2 separate regions of the Homo sapiens genome follow, and region 1 is linked to region 2. A link is a loop called in an ENCODE intact Hi-C map of the cell type or tissue named here. Cell type or tissue: PC-3. All regions are shown on one strand. Each heading gives the region's core, and the rest is flanking DNA. Links, peaks and the distances in the headings are about the cores only.

What was found. A loop is a pair of places that touch in the nucleus more often than their neighbours do. Peaks named below come from ENCODE experiments on the same cell type or tissue, not always from the same donor. Only the 100,000 strongest peaks of a DNase experiment are listed, where the experiment ranks them.
Region 1: a loop joins it to region 2, with 4 times the contacts of the local background. A loop is called at or near these places in 5 of 110 quality-filtered maps.

What each region holds. Positions count from the first base shown.
Region 1 is chr1:233,311,492-233,322,536 of GRCh38, reverse strand. It overlaps a transcript of PCNX2 not described here. Among named protein-coding and RNA genes, the nearest start is that of MAP3K21, 11 kb to the left of the region's middle. In PC-3, for the core only: no CTCF peak of the experiment used is centred there; no DNase peak of the experiment used is centred there; H3K27ac peaks cover 1,201 bases.
Region 2 is chr1:233,419,348-233,430,392 of GRCh38, reverse strand. No RefSeq gene overlaps it. Among named protein-coding and RNA genes, the nearest start is that of MAP3K21, 97 kb to the right of the region's middle. In PC-3, for the core only: a CTCF peak has its summit at 5,367 (motif pointing right); no DNase peak of the experiment used is centred there; H3K4me3 peaks cover 329 bases.

The sequences.
Region 1 (11,045 bases), core at 1,050-9,049, 110 kb after region 2:
TCAGATTCCTCCTCCTTGATCACCGACCAGTGTGATTCTCTGGGACCTGTTCCCCATCTGGTACCTCTGAGCAGGAAACTGTCCCAGATGAGAGTCTGTCTTGTGCTTGATTATCCTAAAATGTATCATTTGTTGCTTCGGTGCTATTTTTAACCCCCCAAATCTGGCATTTGGAGAAAAGCATTGGTGTCGTGCCCTACTCATAGGCATGTACTGTAACCACATCTGCTCTTTCGAGTCCAGCACAATCCACCAAGGACATATATCGCAACACAAGAACAGAGAGCTAAGACAGAAATCGGGTGGCAAATGTATATTTAAACAGATGGTGGCAAGAATGAGAAAAGGAAAGAGTTTAAAAGAATTAGACAAAGAGGACAAAAAGTTAGTGTCCAGGAAAGAAGGAATGGCTGTATGGGGTTGCTCTTTTATATATGTATTTGGATTCTCCAATGCTGGTCTTGAAAGAAGAATCAACCCTTAAGAACCACCTTCTGTTTGGGAATCTTTAACTAATTACTGCTTCGCTTATTATCTTAGCTCAGCAGTTCTTAGTGTGATCCGAGGCCCCTGAGAGACCCCTGAGATCTTTTCAGGGGGTCTACAAGGTCAAAACTGTTTTCCTAATTCTAGGAAAATGTTATTTGCTTTTATTCACTCTGTTGACATTTGCACTGATGATGCAAAAAGCAAGGATGAGTTGCACAAACCAAGGTAGTGGCTTCAAACTGTAGTATTCTTCAGTGTCATGCACATGCAGTACAAGAAAAATGCCAGGTTCACTTTAAAATGTCCCTGACAAAGCAGTAAAAAATACCGATTTTATTTACTCTCAAATCCTCAGTACAGGTGATTAATATTCTATATGACAAAATGAGAAATGCATATAAAGCATTTCTGCACACCCAAGTATGATGACATTTTAAAGAAAAAGCACTTGACTGGGCGTGGTGGCTCATGCCTATAATCCCAGCACTTTGGGAGGCCAAGGTGGGCGGATCACTTGAGGTCAGAAGTTCCAGACCAGCCTGGCCAAAATGGTGAAACCCCATCTCTACTAAAAATACAAAAATTAGGCAGGCATGGTGGCTCCCGCCTGTAATCCCAGCTACTTGGGAGGCTGAGGCAGCAGAATCACTTGAGCCTGGGAGGCAGAGGTTGCAGTGGGCCGAGATCATGTCACTGAACTCCAGCCTGGGTGACAGAGCAAGACGCTGTCTCAAAAAAATAAAAAGAAATAAAAAGCGCTTGGGTAATTCTTTGAGTTGTACATTGATCTCACCTGCTTTTTTAATGGAACACCATTTTTACTTGAAAGAATGATTGATAGACAAATTATAATTATTCAGACTTGGATATTAAGAAGACATTTCACCTATAGTTCCAGCTACTCGGGAGGCTGAGGCAGGAGAATGGCGTGAACCCCGGAGGCGGAGCTTGCAGTGAGCAGAGATCGCACCACTGCATCCAGCCTGGCGACAGAGCGAGACTCCATCTCAAAAAAAAAAAAAAAAAAAAAAAAAGAAGACATTTTCTTGAAAATGAACAAAGTGAATCTCTTATTCCGTGGAAAACCACTGGCAGTATTTGTTACCAGTGTTAAAATTTGAGCTTCCAAGCAACAACCAGGATTTTAGAAAGCTTTTAGCTGCTAATATGAGCTCAACAACTTTTCAAATACTTACAAGACTTTCCTGATAAGATTGGTAGTGATATCAATTAATGAGATTTTTGATATTGGGTAATGAGATGTGGCAACATTTGGAAAATCTAAATAGCTCAGAGAACCAATATGTTCCAAACGACCAATGTCATTTTGGTATCTCCAAAGTATGCAAAAAGATCCATTCAAAGTGTATTAAAGAAAAGTTCATTAACAATGGTTTCACATTCCACACTGCAACTAATCTTTAAGCGACTACTACTTTTTTATGGTATCAAAGAATATCCATGGTTACCTGAAAAGGCTGTTAAAGATACATCTGCCTTAGAAAAGATTAGTGGTTATCAAGAGTTAGAGAGGTGAGGAAGGAGAAAGGGAGGAAAGGAACAAGTATAAAAACAGTAGCATGAGAGACCTGTGGGATGGAACTGTACTGTGTCTTGACTGTGATGATGGTTACATAAATCTGCATATGTGATAAAATCACATAGAACTAAATATACACACACACACACACACACACGAATGTATGTAGGACTGGTGAAATCTGAATAAAGTCATTGGATTTTATCAATGTTGACTTCTTAGTTGTGATATTGTATGGTAATTATGCATGATTATTGCATAATTATTGCATAATAATTATGCATAATTCCATTGGAGAAAATCAGGTGAAAGGTTTTAGGATTCCTCTGTATTATTTCTTACAATTGCATGTAAATCTACAACTCCATCCAAACAAAAAGTTAAAAAAATGCTTTGCCTTTTGCAAATACATATCTTTATGAGGCTAGAATTTCTCCATATACTTCAGCCAGGACAATATATTGCAACACGTTGAATGCAGAAACATATAAGACAATGCAGCTGTCTTCTATTAACCCAGGCATAAAAGAAATTTATAAACATATGAAACAATACCAGTCAACTTACCTATATGTTTTAGTTTGGGGAAAATGAATTATTTCTAAAAATGTATTTAATGTTACCATGTAATGGAATTATTAATGTTATCTTTAAAATAAAGCTATAAATAAATATTTTAGATGTCTCTGTTTTAATTTCCAATACAGAAGTGATTGATAGTTATGAAGCACATACACAAAAACTCTTTGAGGTTTTTAATAATTTTTAAGCACATTAAGAGATCCTGAGATCAAAAAAATTTGAGAATTGTCCACAAAGGGAAATAAACTCTGCCGATAAAGCACTTGTTCAAGTGAGGGCATAAGACCCTTTGTTCAAAACCTTGTGATAACACGGGCAGTACAGACAAAGCTGGGTCATTTAAGAAAGATGTTACTAAAGGCAAATGAGACTACGAAATGGAATTCAGCCCTCACATTAACCCAGAACACCTGGCTTTCTCTCTTGGGCTTCCACTTAGACCTGACGACCATAAGCTCAGAGCGTGATTATGCTTTTCCTCTCTCTTGCACCTGCTTTGACTTCAGTTTCCTGTCTGAAAGGAGCCTCAGTAGCTAATACCAGAAAAGATAATCCCTTTCATAGGAGATCTAATCTACCTGCGGGAGCAGTCATGACCCTAGAGAGGAAGAAGAGGAAAAAGTTGCCACGGGAATTGGTGGTGAAGAAACCTCTGACGTTTACAAATTCAGCTTCAGTAGTTCAAAACCATGGGGGGGTGTGGTTTACAGTGAAAAAATGAGGGATGAGGAAGTGGAGATGGTGGGCATTAATCCAGAGTTGTCCTTGCCATCGAGGGTCTTACAGAGTCAAGATAAACCAGTATAAGGAGATAGCAACCCGAGAGAGGGACAGGCTTTGTGGAGTGGATGGAGTTGTGGAGCAGCTGAAAGATGGTGGGTATCAGTGAGGAGGGTTGTGTGAGGTGGACAAATGTCCTGGATTCCTGGTCACAGGACATTCAGTGCTGAAGTCTTGGGGTGGCTGGTCACCCTCAGTATGAGAGAGTCTTGCAGATGAAACGTAAGTGGGGACTTCTGGGTGGGTAGGATTAGGTAAGTGAAAAGGGATGGGAATGGCTGGGCGCAGTGGCTCACGCTTGTAATCCCAGCACTTTGGGAGGCTGAGGTGGACAGATCATCACTTCAGGTCGGGAGTTTGAGACCAGCCTGGTCAACATGGTGAAACCCCATCTCTACTAAAAATACAAAACTTAGCCAGGCATGATGGCAGACACCTGTAATCTCAGATGCTCAGGAGGATGAAGCAGGAGAATCACTTGAACCTGGGCGGGGGCGGAGGTTGCAGTGAGCTGAGATTGCATTACCGCACTCCAGCCTGAACAAGAGTGAGACTCTGTCTCAAAAAAAAAAAAAAAAAAAAGAAAAAGAAAAAGAAAAAGATGGTGGGGGAGTGATGCAATCATGAGGAGATGGAGGAAGAAACTATTCATAGAGACACAGAACAATGATTATGGGTTCACCAGCCATTGAGGTCACTCAACTAGAGAAAAGGATATTTTCTTGGAAGGAGCTGAGAAAGGAAATATGAATAGAAAGACCTTAAAAATGGTCTGAGATATCTGGATATGAGGAGAGATGAAAAACTGCAGCGGTTAAAGGGAGGGGTGAGGAAAAATAGTCCCTCAAAAACTGTATGTGAATTCTTTAAAAAATGGAAAACTTTCTGGGATATAAAATGTTTCCCCCAACTTTTAGTTATTTTTCCCCAAACCTTTCCATTTCTAGAGGTAAAACACACAATTTTAGAGATTATTAGTAGCTCAATAGGATTGCCCATATCAGGCCCCGTGCCAAACTTCTTGAGACAAAAAGCATCTGGATTGGTATCCTGAAACTTTGGAAATGCCAGCTGTCATACTTACCTTGGATTACACTTGGGAGATAGGGCAAGTGTGTATGTGTGTGTGTTTTACCTGGGTGGTATAATTTGGTGTAACCCACCATCAGTTGCTGAGCAATACAAGGGAATATAACACTGCGATTAACAGCAAGCATATGCAGGAAGACATGGACTCCAATCTTGGCTTCGCCTTTGTTACTTGAAACCTCGTCTTTATTCCCCTTTGTAAAATGGTGGAATAATAGTATCTGCCCTGTGGTGTTGTTTTGAGGATTCATTGAGCTAATGCATTAAAGCATAGCATTTAACTAGTGCTAATACATATTAGCTGTTATTTTAATATTAGGTATTGTTTATGAAGGACTTATTGAAACAGAAAATTCAATAGAAGGCATATTTATCCCTTCTCCCCCCGCCCCTCATTTAGTATATTTTCCTACACCAAAGATCAATTTCACTGTGCCAAAAAAATTTAAACATTTTCCTTAGGATAGTCAGAATTAAAAGTTGGATTAGTAACTTCCAAGACTCTCAAGTATATCACATCTAAAAACATAATGCTTTCTGAGCAAACCAAATTATACATATATGAGATTAATTGTAACTTTTATCTTGTTGTCATCAGTTTTTTTTGTTTTGGTTTGGTTTGTTTGTTTGTTTGTTTGTTTTTGAGACAGAGTCTCGCACTGTTGCCCAGGCTGGAGTGCAGTGGCACGATCTCAGCTCACTGCAACCTTTGCCTCCCAGGTTCAAGCAATTCTCCTGCCTCAGCCTCCAGAGTAGCTGGGATTACAGGCACCCATCATCACGCCCAGCTAATTTTTGTATTTTTAGTAGAGACAGGATTTCACCATGTTGGCCAGGCTGGTTTTGAACTCCTGACCTCAGCTGATTCGCCTGCCTCAGCCTCCCAAAGTGCTGGGATTACAGGTTTGAGCCTTTGAACCCAGCCCTGTTGTCACCAGTATTCTGACTTACTCATCATGAACAATGCTGCAATAAATCCAAGTAATAAGAATATTCACTTGGTTTGTAACAGATTGGACAGAATATACAGAAAGATTAGTTTCATCATTTGATACCTATTTTTGTGAACGTCAAGCATTAATTCTAGTTATTTGGAATATAATGGTGAATAAAACAAAGTTGCCTGTTACCATGGAGCTTATATTTTAGCAGGATCAGATGAAAAATAGACAGGATGAATAAGTAAATTATGTAGTATGTTAGATTTGATAATTTCTTTATAAACATTAAGAGGAGTGTAAGAAAAGATGGGTAAGATGAGTCAGGAATGGGGAGGGGGTTAACCTGGTATTCAGTAGGGAGGACAGAGTAGCCTCATTGAGAAGATAAGATTTGAGCAAAGACTTGAGGGACAGGAGGGGTTTGGCAAGCAATTATCTGGAGAAAGTTTAAGTGAACAAATACTACAAGGGAGTGTTTCGACTTTCACATTATCTGAAGGCCCAGTTCATTATGTCAGTATGACAGCTGAGTAATTATAAATGAAGGAGGTGTTAGTAAAAAATAGCATGAAGTTCTTTTTGAAGGTCTTGTGAGCTTGTAAATTAGCCTTTTTCTCTTGACTCTGCTTCTCTGGTTCATTTTCATGCATTTAAAGATGTGGGGTCTTGAGCTTCAGTTTAGTGACAGGTTAAAACAAACAAACAAGTGAAAAAAAAGTGCAGTTAAACAAGTAAGAATAATGACAACAATGCTGATGGTGGTGATGATACGGTAACAGTAATAAGTTAACATTTATTGGCATCTGTTGTTAGTGTCAAAGCTTTGAATTCAGCCTGTGTTAGGTTACTCTTTATTCTCATAGCTTCAGCTACCTTTCAGCTTTAGACAGAGTAATTGTGATTTTTAGAATTTTTGTAACTTTAATCAGTGGACAGGACTGGAGCCCTGCCTGTTCATGCTTAAAGTTACAGATTATAGCAAGGGCCGCTGAAATGGACAATGAGCTACTTCATTCAATAATGCAACAATGTAAAAACCTGAGTGGTTCCAGAAAGCCCAGATCTTTTGTAAACCCTGGAAGATATCCTTTCTGAAGTAAACTATCAAGCTCATGACCTTGGACCTGAGATAGGAAGGCTGCCATTTACCCTGAGTTGCCATTTTTGCACATTTGTCTGATGAAAATTGGTTTTATTGTATTTACAATTCATTGGACTCTTTTCAAACATAATGACTAATTCTTCACAACCTGCTAGAAATATTAAACAAAGGACACAGAGGACAAAGATTTTTTTTTTAAAAAAAGGTTAGTCATCCTTCTAAGGTCACAGAGAATAAATCATAGAGAAATTGGTTTATACTTGCTTTGTTTGTTTTTTAAATGCCAAAAGTTGGTCATACTACCTGTTTTTGTGAGTTAACTTTCTTTCCCTGCGCAAATTTACTCTGTAGTGACTTATATCTTATTTGTTCTATGAAAATGATGGTTTTCTGTATATCAGGTCTATTTTTGGGAGGTGTAACTCCCTCAAAGTGGACTGCGACATTCATTAAAAGCTGAACTTACACCACTGACCATTTTAGAGACCTTGAGATTTTATTCAATTCTCCAAATTTTTCATCCACATATAAAATTAGACTAATATTAACATACCCCTTTAAGAATACTATATAATGACTACAATGAGAAGTAATGAGATGATAAAATTGAACAGCTCTTTTGAAATTCTCAGAAGAGAAAGACTAAATAAATCCAATCATTTATTTTGTTAATGCATGAAGCGTATGTTAATTTAGCACAATCTGTGTAGTTCCGGTTTCTTTCATGAAATAATCTCTGTTTTTTCTGCAGTATTTTAAAATATTTTCTGACATTTCTAAAGCACTCTTAAATTAACTTATCTGACCTTTTCTTCTCTTATATGTGAATGCGGAACATACCAGCTATGACTGCTCTGTTTGAATCCATTCCCGTTGCTGCTTTATCTAACCTCATGGTTATCACTTATTCTCTGTAAGAATTTTCAGTGCCCAAAGACATAGAATCTGCATTACGATGTGCCCTTCCTGAATGTATGGATGTTGTTGTTACCCTATAGGGTCGTCTTTGTTATCCTGAAGGCACTGGTGAATGTGAAGTACTTTGAAAACTATAATGTGCCATATAAATGTGAAGTATTATTTGTGGTTGCTACTTAATCACAGGGTCATTTGAAGTCTTCCTAATCTTTTACAATGTCACTTGATAAAGGTGAGGGTTCAATGAGTGAAAGTTTCCAGTAAGTATCCCTTTCAGGGGTATTTCCTTACCTGAAAATTATCTTGGACAAACTGGTTTTCTGTAATAACGTAAGAATATCTTTTTTTTTTTAAATAAAAGCCCCCAGCCTAATGCAAAGATTTCAAATTAAACATCTTGAAAAAATATTGACAAATTATGGTTTTGAGCCACAGCTTCCATTTATACAGAATATTGATTCTCCTTCATATTAACTTTGGTACTGAAAACTTTATTTTTCCTACTTAGATGGATTCTAACCCTACTTTTGAAAGCAAAGTTAATATTCTCTTAGCTGTTAATTATTCTCTTGATCAGTTGCCTCCATATTTTTAAATGTTTTCCACGTAGAAGTAACCTAGAAAAACTTGTATGTGTGTTCTCTTAGTTATTTTTATATACATATCTTTAAATAAAATGAAATAAAATACACATTTTGAAAAGGTCATATACACAAAAGGATAATTTGAAAAGTTAAAATTCTCCCCCACACTGTTTACTCCCCAGCCATCCATTTTCTTGCTTAAGAATTTAATTTGTATCTTTCCAGAAATAGATGTACACAATACATCCAGAGATAGATGTATGCATCTCTCTCTCTCTCTAAATATATATGTATCATATAAATTTAAAGGCAGGACATTAAAAGTTGCCTCATTGTCTTTAACTTTTCTGTAGTACTCACTGTCTGCTGCATAATCGTTTCTTTAATGACTGCCTTTGATGGAAATTTAGGCTACTTTCAATTTTCTGTTATCACATACAGCCCTGCAGCAAATATCTTCATAATTTGCCATTTGCACAAGTGCCTGCATACAAGTAGGTTAAATTCCTGCGAATGGGATTCCCGAGTCAAAGGGCACATGCATTTGTAATTTTGACAGATGTGGCTAAATGGGCCTCCACAGGAGCTAGGAAACTTTACACTCCCACCAGCACCTTTCTCAACACAGCAACAACTTGTCTTTTCCCAGTCTGATAGTGGCAGCTGGTCTCCCATAGTTGTAAAGTGCGTTGCTTATTGTGAGTGAGATTGCACATTTTTTCCTATGTTTGGGTCATTTAATTACCCTTACTGTGAACTACCTGTTATTTCTTTGTCCATTTTTGGTTGGTCTTTTCTTACTGATGTTTAGGAGGTCTGTGTATACTAACTTATATGTCTTGGTCATGAGGTTCACATATTTTTCCTGATTTGTCTAGATTTTTTCTTTTTCTTTCTTTCCTCTTTCTTTCTTCATTCCCTCCCCACTTTCTCTTTTTCTGTCTTGCTTGCTTGTTTTCTTGCTTTTACTTCTACATAGTTGAATCTGTTGTTGAATCTGTTCCTTTATTGTTTCTAAGTTGTAGTACAAATAGTCTTTCCCATTTACTGAAAATTATTTTCCATAGGTTTTCTTCTATTCCATACCACTTCCTGGTTCTCTGTTCCATCTCACTGACAAGTCTGTCTACCTATCCCCCCATGCCACAATATTATAGTGTCTGCTGGGACTAATCTTGGCTAATATTTTTTTCTAGAATTTTCCTGGCAATTCTTCTTTGCTTATTTATTCATACTGAATACAAACTACACTCATGCATGTGAGCAGTTCACAGATCAAGGAGCGGAGCATTGCCAGAAGCCCAGAAACTCCCTGTGCTTCCTTCTAATTGCTGGCCTGTCATAGCAAATTAAGTTTGCCTGTTTTCTAATTTCATATAAACAGAATCATATACTCCTTTGAGCTTATTGAGATCAACATTTTATTTCTAAGATCCATCCGTGTTGTGATGTGTAATTTTAGTTTCTTCCTTTAGGTTTTCAAAATTGAGATAATGTTAGAGTTATAAGTCAGTTTAGCAAGAGTTAGTATGACACTGAATCTTCTGGGTACACAGTGTCTATGCCTTTCCATTTGCTTAGTCTTTTTTTTTTCTTTCGGTTACATTTTAAGGTTTTCTTCATATGAATTTTTTTTCTAATCCATTGACTGATGGCCCAGAACAATATAAATAATAGTCTTACTAATGGACATCCAAAATTTCCCTATTTTACTAGACATCCTTTACATATTGACCATCCTTGTACTCTGGGGATGAACTCTCTTTGGAGTTTTATGTGTTGCTACATTTGTTTCTAATACCTAATTTGGATTTTTACATCATCATTCATAATTGTGATTGAGTGTAGTTATGGATTTTTATTGAATTTTTGGAATGTTTTATGCTACCTTCATACAGAGAATTTGGAAGGGTTTTTCGTCTTGTTTAGTGTTCTGAAATAGCTTAAGTTACATTGGAATTACCTATTTCATATTTCATAAAAGTTGATGTAAAAATCTGCTGTGAAATAACTTGGGCCTGGTGCTTCTTGAAATTATAGTTTTGTAATAATATTCTCTATTTCTTCTACAGATCATTTTTCTCTTATTTCAATAAATAAAGACTTTTAGTATCTTCTGGGGTATGATTTGACAATGTATATTTTTCTAGATAATTATCCAATTATATCTAGATTCTACATTTATTTGAATACTCAAAAGCAAAGTATTCTCTTACGATGTTTATATTTCTTCTTGTTCTGTTTGTTTTGTCCTTTTCATTTCCTTTGTGCCTATTTGTCCTTTGCCCTTTGTTTCTGCTTAAGTTGGCTATTAATTTATCTATTTTATTGTTTCCTATGCCCACCCCCACCAGCTTTGTAATTATTATTATTATTGTTATTTTGAGACAGAGTTTTGCTCTGTAGCCCAGGCTGGAGTGCAGTGGTGAGGTCTTGGCTCACTGCAACCTCCGCCTCCCGGGTTCAAGCAAATCTCCCTGCCTCAGCCTCTCAAGTAGCTGGGACTATAGGCGCCTGCCACCACACCTGGCTAATTTTTGTACATTTAGTAGAGACTGGGTTTCACCATCTTGCCTAGGCTGGTCTCGAACTCCTGACCTCAGGCCTCAGGTGATCTGCCCGCCTCAGCCTCCCAAAATGCTGGGATTACAGGTGTGAGCCACTACACCCGGCTGTAATTATTTTTAAGTTCTATTTGTTTTTGTATTTTCTACTGCAATTATAGTTATCAATACATTCCATCTGTCTTCCCTGGGTTTTTTGTTATTATTTTTCTTAATTCTTGATTTCAATGTCTAATATGTTTATTTTTATTGTTTCTTGTATTAATTAGGATAGGCTAAGCTGCAGTAACAAATGGATCCCCCAAATTTTGGTGACTTAATGCAGTAAAAATTCATTTATTTCTATTGTAATTTATTTCCATGAAAGAAGCGGATATTTGTGTGTATTACTCAGTTTTTCCATACTGAAGTTATTCAAAGCTTTGGTGTTCTGCTTTGAAACTTTAATTCTTTCTT
Region 2 (11,045 bases), core at 1,594-9,593:
AAGAAAACAACACAAACTGTAATTTTAAAAACCTAACAAGGATTTGAAAATAAAATTATACACCAATCACCCTTACTTACATTGTTGCAAAAATCTTAAATAAACTATCAGCTAGTCAAGTCCAGTGCTATATAAAAAGAAAAATACATCATGACCAAATTAGTTTATTCTGAAGTTGCAAACATGGTATAATATTAAAAAAAACTATCAATGTGATTTTCACGTTAACAGAAAAAAAGGAGGAAAAATGGTGCATTTATCTTAAATAAAAAAATCTTTTGGTAAACTACAACACCTGTTTTGGAATCAAACTAGGAAAAGAAGGGAAATTCCTTAATCTGATCAAAGATATCAACAAAAACTTACAGTGAATATCATTTGTAATAATGAAGGTTTTTTTTTGTTTTTGTTTGTTTGTTTTTGAGACAGAGTCTTGCTCTGTTGCTCAGGCTGGAGTACAGTGGTGCGATCTCAGCTCATTGCAACCTCCGCCTCCCAGGTTCAAGCGATTCTCCTGTCTCAGCCTCCTGAGCAGCTGGGATTACAGGCGCCTGCCACCACCCTTGGCTAATTTTCGTATTTTTAGTAGAGATGGGGTTTCACCATGTTGGCCAGGCTGGTCTCAAACTCCCGACCTCAAGTGATGACCTGCCCACCTCAGCCTCCCAAAGTGCTGGGATTACAGGCATGAGCCACCATGCCTGGCTATAAAGATGAGTTTTTAAAAGCTTTTCACTTTTCTACCTTTTGCACCTTGATCAGGAACAAGACAAGATTACATATCTGCACCACTGCTATTCAACATTGTCCTGGAGTATTAATGACTTTAACAAGTCAACAAAAATATGTAACAGAATAAATACTGGAAATGAAAAATATTATCATGATCATTTTAATAGCATATCCAAAAATTCTACAGATAATTATAGTTTACAAATGATGTTAATAAATCATTGTATTCTTATTCAATATAGAAAGCAATTCTATTTCTGCATACCAATAACAAAAGAAAGAAATTTAAATACCACTTACAATAGTATAAAATATCATCAAATGCCTAAGAATATATAGACGTAATCTCAACACTGAAAACTTCCAAACATCATTGATAGAAATTAAAGAAAACTTAAATAAATATAGGAACTTGTTATGTTTGTAGATCAGAAGACTCAAAGTTGTAAAGATGTCAACTATTCACAAATTGATGTAAATCCAAAGCAATCCCAACTTTAAAAGATCCCACAACGTGTGTGTGTTTGTGTATGTGTGTGTGTGTGTGTGTCTCAAAACTGGGAAGCTGATTCTAATATTTATATGAAAATAGAGAGAGTTGAGAATAATAAAAAAAGAACAAAACCTAATTTATAATTCCTATAAGATATTAAAACTTATTTTAAGCTACAGTAATTAACTCTTACTAGTGGAAGGGTAAACAAATAGAACAAACTAGACTTCAGAAACATATCTACATGTATACAGACTTCTGGTTTAAGATTTGATTTGCAGCATGTGACATTTACAGTTTTGCTCTAATGCTGTGCTCACTCTTCCACCCTCCATCATAATATAGTCAGATGAGATCCAGGCCATTTGGACATCCTGCAGAACGTCACATTGTTGTTGTACATGTGGACATTGTGTTGATTCAGTCAGATAAGCCCCAAGGTAGCTAGAATTCTGGAATCCTTAAGAAACACGCACCTGAATTGGGGTAGACCTGATTCCGAGCCCACACAAGTGGTTGTTGGCGGGACTAGTTCCTTTAGGATTGTTGGTCTGTGGGGCCTCAATTCCTCACTGGCTGTTGATCCAAGGCCATCCTTAGTTCTGTGTCTTGTGGTCCTGTTCACGGAGAAGCTCACAATATAGCAGCTGGCTTCCATCAGCATGGGCAAGGCAAGAAAGAGTAAGCAAAAGGGGACATGGTCTTTTGTAACCCAATCTAAGAAGCAACATCCAATCACTTTTGCCCTATGCTCTTTATTATTAGAGGAGTCACTAGGTCAGTCACTAAGACCAGCCCACATTCAAGGGTAGGGAATTGCATAAGGATATGAATACTCCAAGGGGAGAGTTGTTGGGATTCATTTCAAAAGCTGCCTGCAACAAACTCTGAATTGCCAATGTAGAAATGTTAAATGGGAAAAATTTACTTTGGCCCCTGTAGCCTTAACTCTTGGTTTAATGCCCTGCTGCAACTAAAATATTATTTTTAAGATTTACCATAGAGGAAATGAGGAAAAGAGGCTTATTCAAGTTTATCTTATCTAACATAAGAGGCACATGACTTAAGCTCACATTCTTGCTGCTATCTCAACATGCCAGCTCTTACTTCCTATGAAGAAGAAGGAAAGAGGGAAGACCTTCTTACCTACTGACAGATGTTAAAACTAAGCCGAGGTTTCCATGGAGTAGATGTACTTTTACCTATTCCTCCTACTAGATACACTAACCACCCCCCCCCAAGAGTTATATATAAAACAAATATCAGAAGACTCTAAACAATGACAAAAAGGAGGCAGTCTGTCCAGGGACCTTAAGATCCAAAGAATCACATGATTACATGATGGTGAGTTCCCTGGGGTTGTTTGCTTCATCTTCTGTTTTTGTTTCGTTTTGTTTTTGCTTTATATACTCCAGACCTAGAGATGAAGAAGCCAGCAACCTGGAATTGCCATCAAATGCTGACACAAAAGTTCCTACAAAAGCCAAGGAAAAGGGGAATCTAGCAAACCAGAAAACTTTTACACAACTACCACTCTACTTCAACAAGTATCACAGGTAAAACTGTACCTCCACTCACATCCCTACCAGCAAAGGCCAAGCAGAGAGTTCAGACTTTTACCCTTGCCCAGTTATAAAGAGGGTCCCCAACTCCCCCACTGCCATAGTGTCAGAGAAGGCTTATTAGGGAGCTAGAGCTTTTATCTCCATCAGGTGGTAATGAAGTTGTCTTCAGTTGTCAGTGGAGACCATGTTGGAAGCCTGGACTTCTATCTACCCCCACCCAACAGTAATGTGATGCCCCTCTCCTTCCTGCTGGACTGGTATTAGGGGAGGCCTAGTGAAGAGTCAGGATTTTTAACTATCAAAGGAGGCTAAGGGGGAACACAGACTTCTACTCCCACTTGGCAATAACAAGGTGGTGACCCACTTTCCCTGTCAAAGCAGTGTCCGAAGAAACCAGCTAAAACAGAAGGTATAAATAAGATCTAGAATCTCACAATGTAATAACCAAAATGTTTAATTATCAATAAAAATATCACTCATTCTACCGAAAACCAGGAAGATCTGAAATTGAATGGAAAAAAGGGAATCAATAGATACCAAAAACAAGATGGCAGGTATGTTAGAATTATCTGATAAATATATTATCTAGCAGATTCTACAAAATTAACAAATCTGATAAATTATCTAACAAAGCAGCCATCATGAAATGTTTCCATAAATAATTACAAATATGTTTGGAACAAACAGAGAACAGAGCCTCATCAAGGAAACAGAAAGTCTCACCAAATAAACAGAACATATAGAGAAAAATCAAATGAGAATTTTAGGACTGAAAAATGCAATGATCAAAATTAGACACTCTTCAGCAGCATACAGACATAAAAAAATTAAGAATTTATGGATAGGATCAGCCAGGTGTGGTGGCTCATGCCTGTAATCCCAGCACTTTGGGAGGCCAAGGCGGGCAGATCACCTGAGGTTGGGAGTTTGAGACCACCTATCCAACATGGAGAAACCCCGTCTCTACTAAAAATACAAAATTAGCCGGGCGTGGTGGCACATTCCTGTAATCCTAGCTACTTGGGAGGCTGAGGCAGGAGAATTGCTTGAACCTGGGAGGTGGAGGTTGTGGTAAGCCGAGAATGTGCCATTGCACTGGGCAACAAGAGTGAAACTCTGTCTCAAAACAAAAAAAACCTCATGGATAGGATCAATAGCAGAATGGAGGGGACAGAAGAAAGAATCAGTGAATGGGAAGTTAAACAACAGAAATTCCCCAATCTGAAATACAGAGAGAAAATAGACTGGAAACAAAACAAAACAAAACAAAACATGAAGAGCCCCAGGGCTAGGTAAGGCTATAACAAAAGATCTAACATTCATGTCATTGCCATTTGAGAGAGAAGAAAGAAAGTGAGGCTGAAAAAGTTCTCAAAGAAATAATAGCTGAGAATCTCCCAAATTTTGCAAATGATATAAACCTGCCGACCCAGAAGCTAAGCAAACACCAACAGGATAAACCCAATACACGTCAAGACACCATAATTAAACATCTGAGAACAAAGACAAAGAAAAACTCAAAAGAAATCAGAGAAAACAATACATTACCTATAGGTGAAAACAATTTGAATGCTAGCCAATTCCTCATCAAATATACTAGAGATCTGGAGGAAGTGGCACAATTTTTTCTGCAAGTGCTGACAGAAAAGAACTGCAATCTCAGAATCTTATATCCAAATAATGTTCAGTAATGACAGAAAATCAAGACATTCTCAAATGAAAGCAAACAGAATTTGTTGTTGACTGATCTACTCTAAAAGAATGGCTAAAGAAAATAATGTAAACCCAAAGAAAATAATAAAAGAAGGAAAGGAGGGGCCTATCAAGCTAGAATACTTTTAGACAAGAACCACCCTATTTTAGCTAAACATCACTGAAAAACCTGCGGCTCCATATCAGGACAACCAGCAGGAAAAAAGAATGTGGTAAGCAAAAATATAGGTAAATATGATAGATATTCATTCTTCCCTCTAGTTAGCTGAATTATGTTTGAAGTTGTAAGGGAAAAAAATGGCACTATCTGATGAGGTTCTAAATGAATATAGAGGAAATATTTAAAACAATTATAAACAGGGAAGAGTAAAGATGTGTAAAGTATGGAAAGTTTTCTATACTTTACTCAAACTGGTAAAATGACTACACCAGTAGACTATGAGAAATTATACAGTGTAATACCTGGAGCAAACACTAAATAAGCTCTGTTAAAAGGATACACTCAAAACCACCACAGATAATTAAAAAGGAAATTATTTACAATATTCAAATAACATATAAGAAAGCAGGTAAAAGAAAACTAGAGAAACAAAAAAATAGCAGAAAGATGATTATTAGTTTTAAAAAACAGAAAATAAGTTGACAAGGATATGGAAAAGTGTGCATTGCTGATGTGAATGTAGGAGCGTACAGTCACTATGGAAAATGGTTTGGTAGTTTCTAAAAAAAATCAAACATGGAATTATCATATGACCCAGCAATTCAATTTCTGAGTATATACCCGAAATAATTGAAAGCAGGGACTAGAATAGATATTTGTACATGCATGTTTATAGCAGCAGTACTCATAATAGCCAAGAGAGGGAAGCAATCCATGTCCATCCACACATGGAGGGATAAACAAAATGTTATACACACATACAGTGAAATTCAGCCTTAGAAAAAGAAAGAAAATGCTGACACATGCTACAACACGGATGAATTTTGATGATGTTATGCTAAGTGAAATAAGTCAGTCACAAAAGGGCAAACACTGTATGATTCCAATTACTTGAGATATCTAGAGTATCAAATTCATAGAAACTGAAAGTAAAATGGGGGTTGCCAGAGGCTAAGGGGTTCAGGAATGGGGGTTAATCTTTGATGGGTGTAGCGTTTCAGTTGGGGAAGATAAAACATTTCTGGAGGTGGATAGTGGTAGCAGTTACACAAAAGTGTGAATGTACTCAATACCATAGAACTGTACACTTAAAAATAATAAAGTTTATGTTATGTAAATTTAACTACATGAAAAAGTAGAAATGGAAAATAAAAAATAACATGGCAAACTTAAGTCCTGACATACCAGTAATTACTTTAAATTAAATAGTCAAGTATACCATTAGAAGACATATTAGTAATGTGGATGAGAAAACATGACTCAACTACGTACTATCTACAAGAAACTCACCTTAAGTATAAAGATATAGGTAGGTTGAAAGCAAAAAGATGGAAAAAAGTATATTATGCAAACATTAATCAAAAGAAAGTAGGAATGGCTATACTAATCAGATTAAGTTAACTTCAGAGCAAAAAAATTTACCAGAGGCAGAGACAGACATTATATAATGATAAAGGGATCAGTGCACCAACTGGACATAGTAATCTTAAGTGTGTATATACCAAACAATGGAACTGCAAAATATGTGAGGCAAAAACTGATAGAAATGAAAGGAGAAAAAGACAAATCTATAAGTATAGATGGGGACTTCAATGTCCCTCCCTCTATAATTGATTTAAAAACAGCAACAGAAAATCAGCAACCATAGAAAAATTCAACAAAATCATCAACAGATAAATTCTACTTGACAGTTACAGAATATTCCAACCCAAAACAACAGAATATGCATTATTTTCAATTGCCCATGGAACATATACCAATATATATCGTATCTTGAGCCATAAAACAAACCTCAAAAATTGTAAAAGAATTAAAATAATAAAAAAGTTCTCTGATCACAATGGAATCAAATAAGAAACCTATTATTTTCCTGTTGATAAATACATCAATTGATTTATTGATCTATTGATATATTGTTACTTTAGTTTGGATGTTTGACTCCTTCAAACCTCATGTTAAAATTTGATCGCTAATGTTGGAAGTGGGACCTAATGGGAGATGTTAGGGTCATGGCGGTGGATCTCTTATGAATGGCTTGGTGCCTTTCTTGCATCAGTGAGTGAATTCTCACTCTGTTAGTTCCCAAGAGAGCTGTGTTTTTTTTGTTTGTTTGTTTTTGTTTTTTTGTCCTTTTTTTTTTTTTTTTAACAGCTCTCTCTTGCTTCTTCTCTTGCCATGTAACCTCTGCACACACTGGCTCCTCTTCATCTTCTGCCACAATGGAAGCAGCCTGACACCCTCACCAGAGGACAAGCAGCCTGCAGAACGGTGAGCACCATAGTTCTTGTATATCCTACAGAACTGTGAGCCAAATAAACTTCTTTTCTTTATAAATTACCCAGTCTCAGATATTTCTTCATAGCAACACAAATGAACTAAGACAATTGTTACAAAAAAAATTATAGAAAAATTCCAAACACTTGGAAACTAAACAAATACTTCTAAATAATAAATGATTCATAGAAGAAATTTCAAGAGAAATTAAAAATGCATTGAACTGAATGAAAATGAAAATCAAAATTTGTAGGACGCAGCTCAACTTGTGCTGAGAAAGAGAGTCTCAGCACTAAAATACATGTATTCCGAAAGAGGAAAAGTCTCAAAGCAATCATTTAAATCTACCTCAAGAATCTACAAAATAGGAGCAAAATAAACAAAAATCGAGCAGAAGAAAAGAAATAATAAAGATAAAAGCAGAAATCAATGCAATTAAAAACAGAGAAGCCGGGAGAAAAACAAAGAACAAAGAGCTAATTCTTTAAAAAGATAGATAAAGTTGACAAACCCCTACCAAGACTGAGAGAGATTGAGAGAGATAGGAAGAGAGGGAGAGGATGCAAATTACCAAAATCAAGAACAAAATGAGGGATATAACTACAGGCCCTGAAGCATGGAAATGATAAAAGACAAATGCTGCAAAAAATTCTACAGACATAAATTTTATAACTTAGATAAAATTAACAAATCTCTAAACATGTACACACAACTTATTCAGCTTGCTAAATATGAAATCAACAATTTGAACAATGCTATAATTACTAAGGAAATTCATAATTGTAAACTCCTACAAAGGAAATCTTTAAGTCAAGATAGGTTCTGTAGAGAATTCTATCAAATATTTAAATAATTAACACTAATTCTACACAAACTCTTTTACAAAATAGAAGAGAAGGGAAACCTTCCCAATCCATCTTAAGAAGCTAATTTTATCCTGACACCAAAACCAGACAAAGATAGTGCAACAAAAGAAAACTGCAGACTAATATTCCTTGTGGTTATAGACTCTAAATATTAGCAAATTGAATTCAGCAATACAGAACTAAAGTGGAGCTGTCTCAACCTGATAAAGAGTATATACGTAAAACCTAAGCTAATACCATACTTAATGGTGAAAGACCGAATGCTTTCCTCTAAGGGTAGGAACAAAGCAAGGATGTCTGCTTCTACCCTTCTTATTTCAACATAGTCCTGGAAGTCCTGGCCAGTGTAATACGGCAAGAAAAAAAAAAAAAATAAAAGGCATACTAACAGGAAAAGATGAAAAAATAAAATAAAAGATGAAAACTGTCTCTATTTGCAAATGATTTAATTATTCATGTAGAAAAGCTCAAGAAATGTACAAAATCCTTCCAGGTCTAATATGTGAATTCAGCAAAATCACACAATTATAAGATAAACATACAAAATCAATTGCATTTCCATATAGTAGGAACAAACAAAGGGACACCAAAATTATAAATACAATAAAATTTACAATTGCTCAGAAAAATGAAATACTTTGATGTAAATCTAGTGAAATATATACAGGACTTGTATGTTGAAAACTATGACATGCTGATGGAAGAAATCAAGAACTAAATAAATGGAAAGAGTTGGATTTTCATGGACTGAAAGACTCAACATCTTTACTGATGTCTGTTCTCCCCAAATTGTTATACATATTTAATTAAATTTTTATCAAAACTCAATAAGATTTTTTGTAGATAGAGACAAGATTATTCCAAAATTTACATGAAAAGCAAAAGGATTTGAATAGTAAAACAATTTTGAAAAATAATAACATTGGAGGAATCAGTCTACCCAATTTCAAGATTTATTATGTATCTGCAGTAATTAAGACTGTGATATTAAAGGAGGATAGACACATAAATGAATGGAACAGAATAGAGAATTCAGAAACAGACCAGCACAAATATTCCCAAATGAATTTTTGCCAAAGGCACAAAGGGCAAGTGCACATTCACAGTCAAAAAGAAAAAAAAAAAAGAACCCTGATCAAAGTCTCATAGCTAATAAAAAAAGTAACTGAACATGGATCATAGACTTAAATGTCAAATGTAAAACTTAAAAGGAAAAAAATGAGAAAGTATTCTGGCTCTAGAGCTAGGCCAAAGTACTTAGGCTGAACACCAAACACATGATTCATAAAAAGAAAAATTGATGAATTGGACTTCATCAAAATTTAGAACTTTTGCTTTGTGTAAAACCTTGAGAAGAGGATAAAAATACAAACTACAGACTAGGAAAGATATTTTCAATCCATATATCTAATGAAAGACTAGTATCTTCACTTTGTAAAGAACCCTCCTAACTTAATGGTGAAAAAAAAATCAGTTTAGAAAATAGACAAAAGACATGAAGAGATGTTTCACTGAAGGGGACATACAGATGACAAATAAATCCATGAAAAGATGATGAACAACATCAGCCAGTATGGAAATGCAAATTGAAGCCACAATGAGATATCACTGCACACCTATTAGAATGTCTAAAGTTAAAAAAAAAAAAGAATAGTAACAACACCAAGTGTTGGTGAGAATGAGAAGAAACTGGATTGCTAACACCTTTCTGATAAGAATGTAAAATGGTACAGCCACTGTGGAAAATAACCTGGCAGTTTTTAAAAGCACTAAATATGCAGCTATCATATGACTCAGCCATGACACTCCTGGATATTTACCCCCCCTCAAAAAAATTAAAACTTATGTTCATGTAAAAACCTATACACAGTTGCTTATAGTAGCTTTATTAATAATAGTCAAAACCTGGAGGCCGGGCACAGTGGCTCACACCTGTAATCCCAACACTTAGGGAGGCCAAGGCAGGTGGATCATCTGAGGTCAGGAGTTTGAGACCAGCCTGGCCAACATGGTGAAACCCCATCTCTACTAAAAGTCCAAAAATTAGCTGGGCATGGTGGCGGGTGCCTGTAATCCCAGCTACTCAGGAGGCTGAGGTGGGAGAATTGCTTGAACCCGGGAAGTGGAGGTTGCAGTGAGCCGAGATCACACCACTGCACTCCAGCCTGGGTGACAGACCAAGACCCTGTCTCAAAAAAAAAAAAAAAAAATCTGGAGACAACCTAGATTTCCTTCAATGGGTGAACGTTTAAACAAACTGTGGTATCACCATATTATGAAATACTACTCAGCAATGAGAAGGAATCAAGTCCTGATACACACAACCAGTGAAATATGCTGAGTATAAACAAAGCTAATCCTAAAAGGCTGCGTCGTATTGTATGATTCCACTTGTATTACATTTTTAAAATTAAAAAACTGTACAAATGGAAAATAGATTATTGGTTGCTGGGGAAAGTTTGGAGGGAAGAGGAGATGCAGAGAGCAGTGAGTGTGTTTATAAAAGAACAATATTAAAAATCCTTGTAGAGATGGAAATGCTGTTTCTTGACTGTGTCAATGTCAGTATCCTGCTTGTTATATTATACTGTAGTTTTGAAATATGTTACTACTAGGGGAAAATGGATAAAAAGTACATGGGTGTTTATGTTTGCATGTGAATCTAGAATTATAGTAAGATAAAACACTTAATTAAAAAAAAAAAGCTAAACGGCCGGGTGCGGTGGCTCGTGCCTATAATCCTTGTGCATCATGAGGTCAGGGGATCAAGACCATCCTGGCCCACACGGTGAAACCCTGTCTCTACTAAAAATACAAAAATTAGCTGGGCGTGGTGGCGTGTGCTTGTAATCTCAGCTACTCAGGAGGCTGAGGCAGGAAAATCACTTGAACCAGGGAGTTGGAGGTTGCAGTGAGTCGACATCACGCCACCGCACTCCAGCCTGGCAACAGAGCAAGACTCTGTCTCAAACAAACAAACAAACAAACAAAAACTAAACATACAATTCAGGAATTCTGCTTGTTTCAAACTGATATATATTTGCTGTAAAATGGATAGGGAATTTAGTTTAACCATTTCTCATCTTAGGAAAAATTTCCCTAAGCACAGTCAGTAGAATATTCTGAGTACCTAGAGGTACCCAGCAAGATAAAAATTTGCTTTGATGGCAGCAGTTTTGTGCACTGTTGCTCTTAAAAACTACTGCTGTCTCTTTAATGTATCTGTCTCAAATATCAGCAAG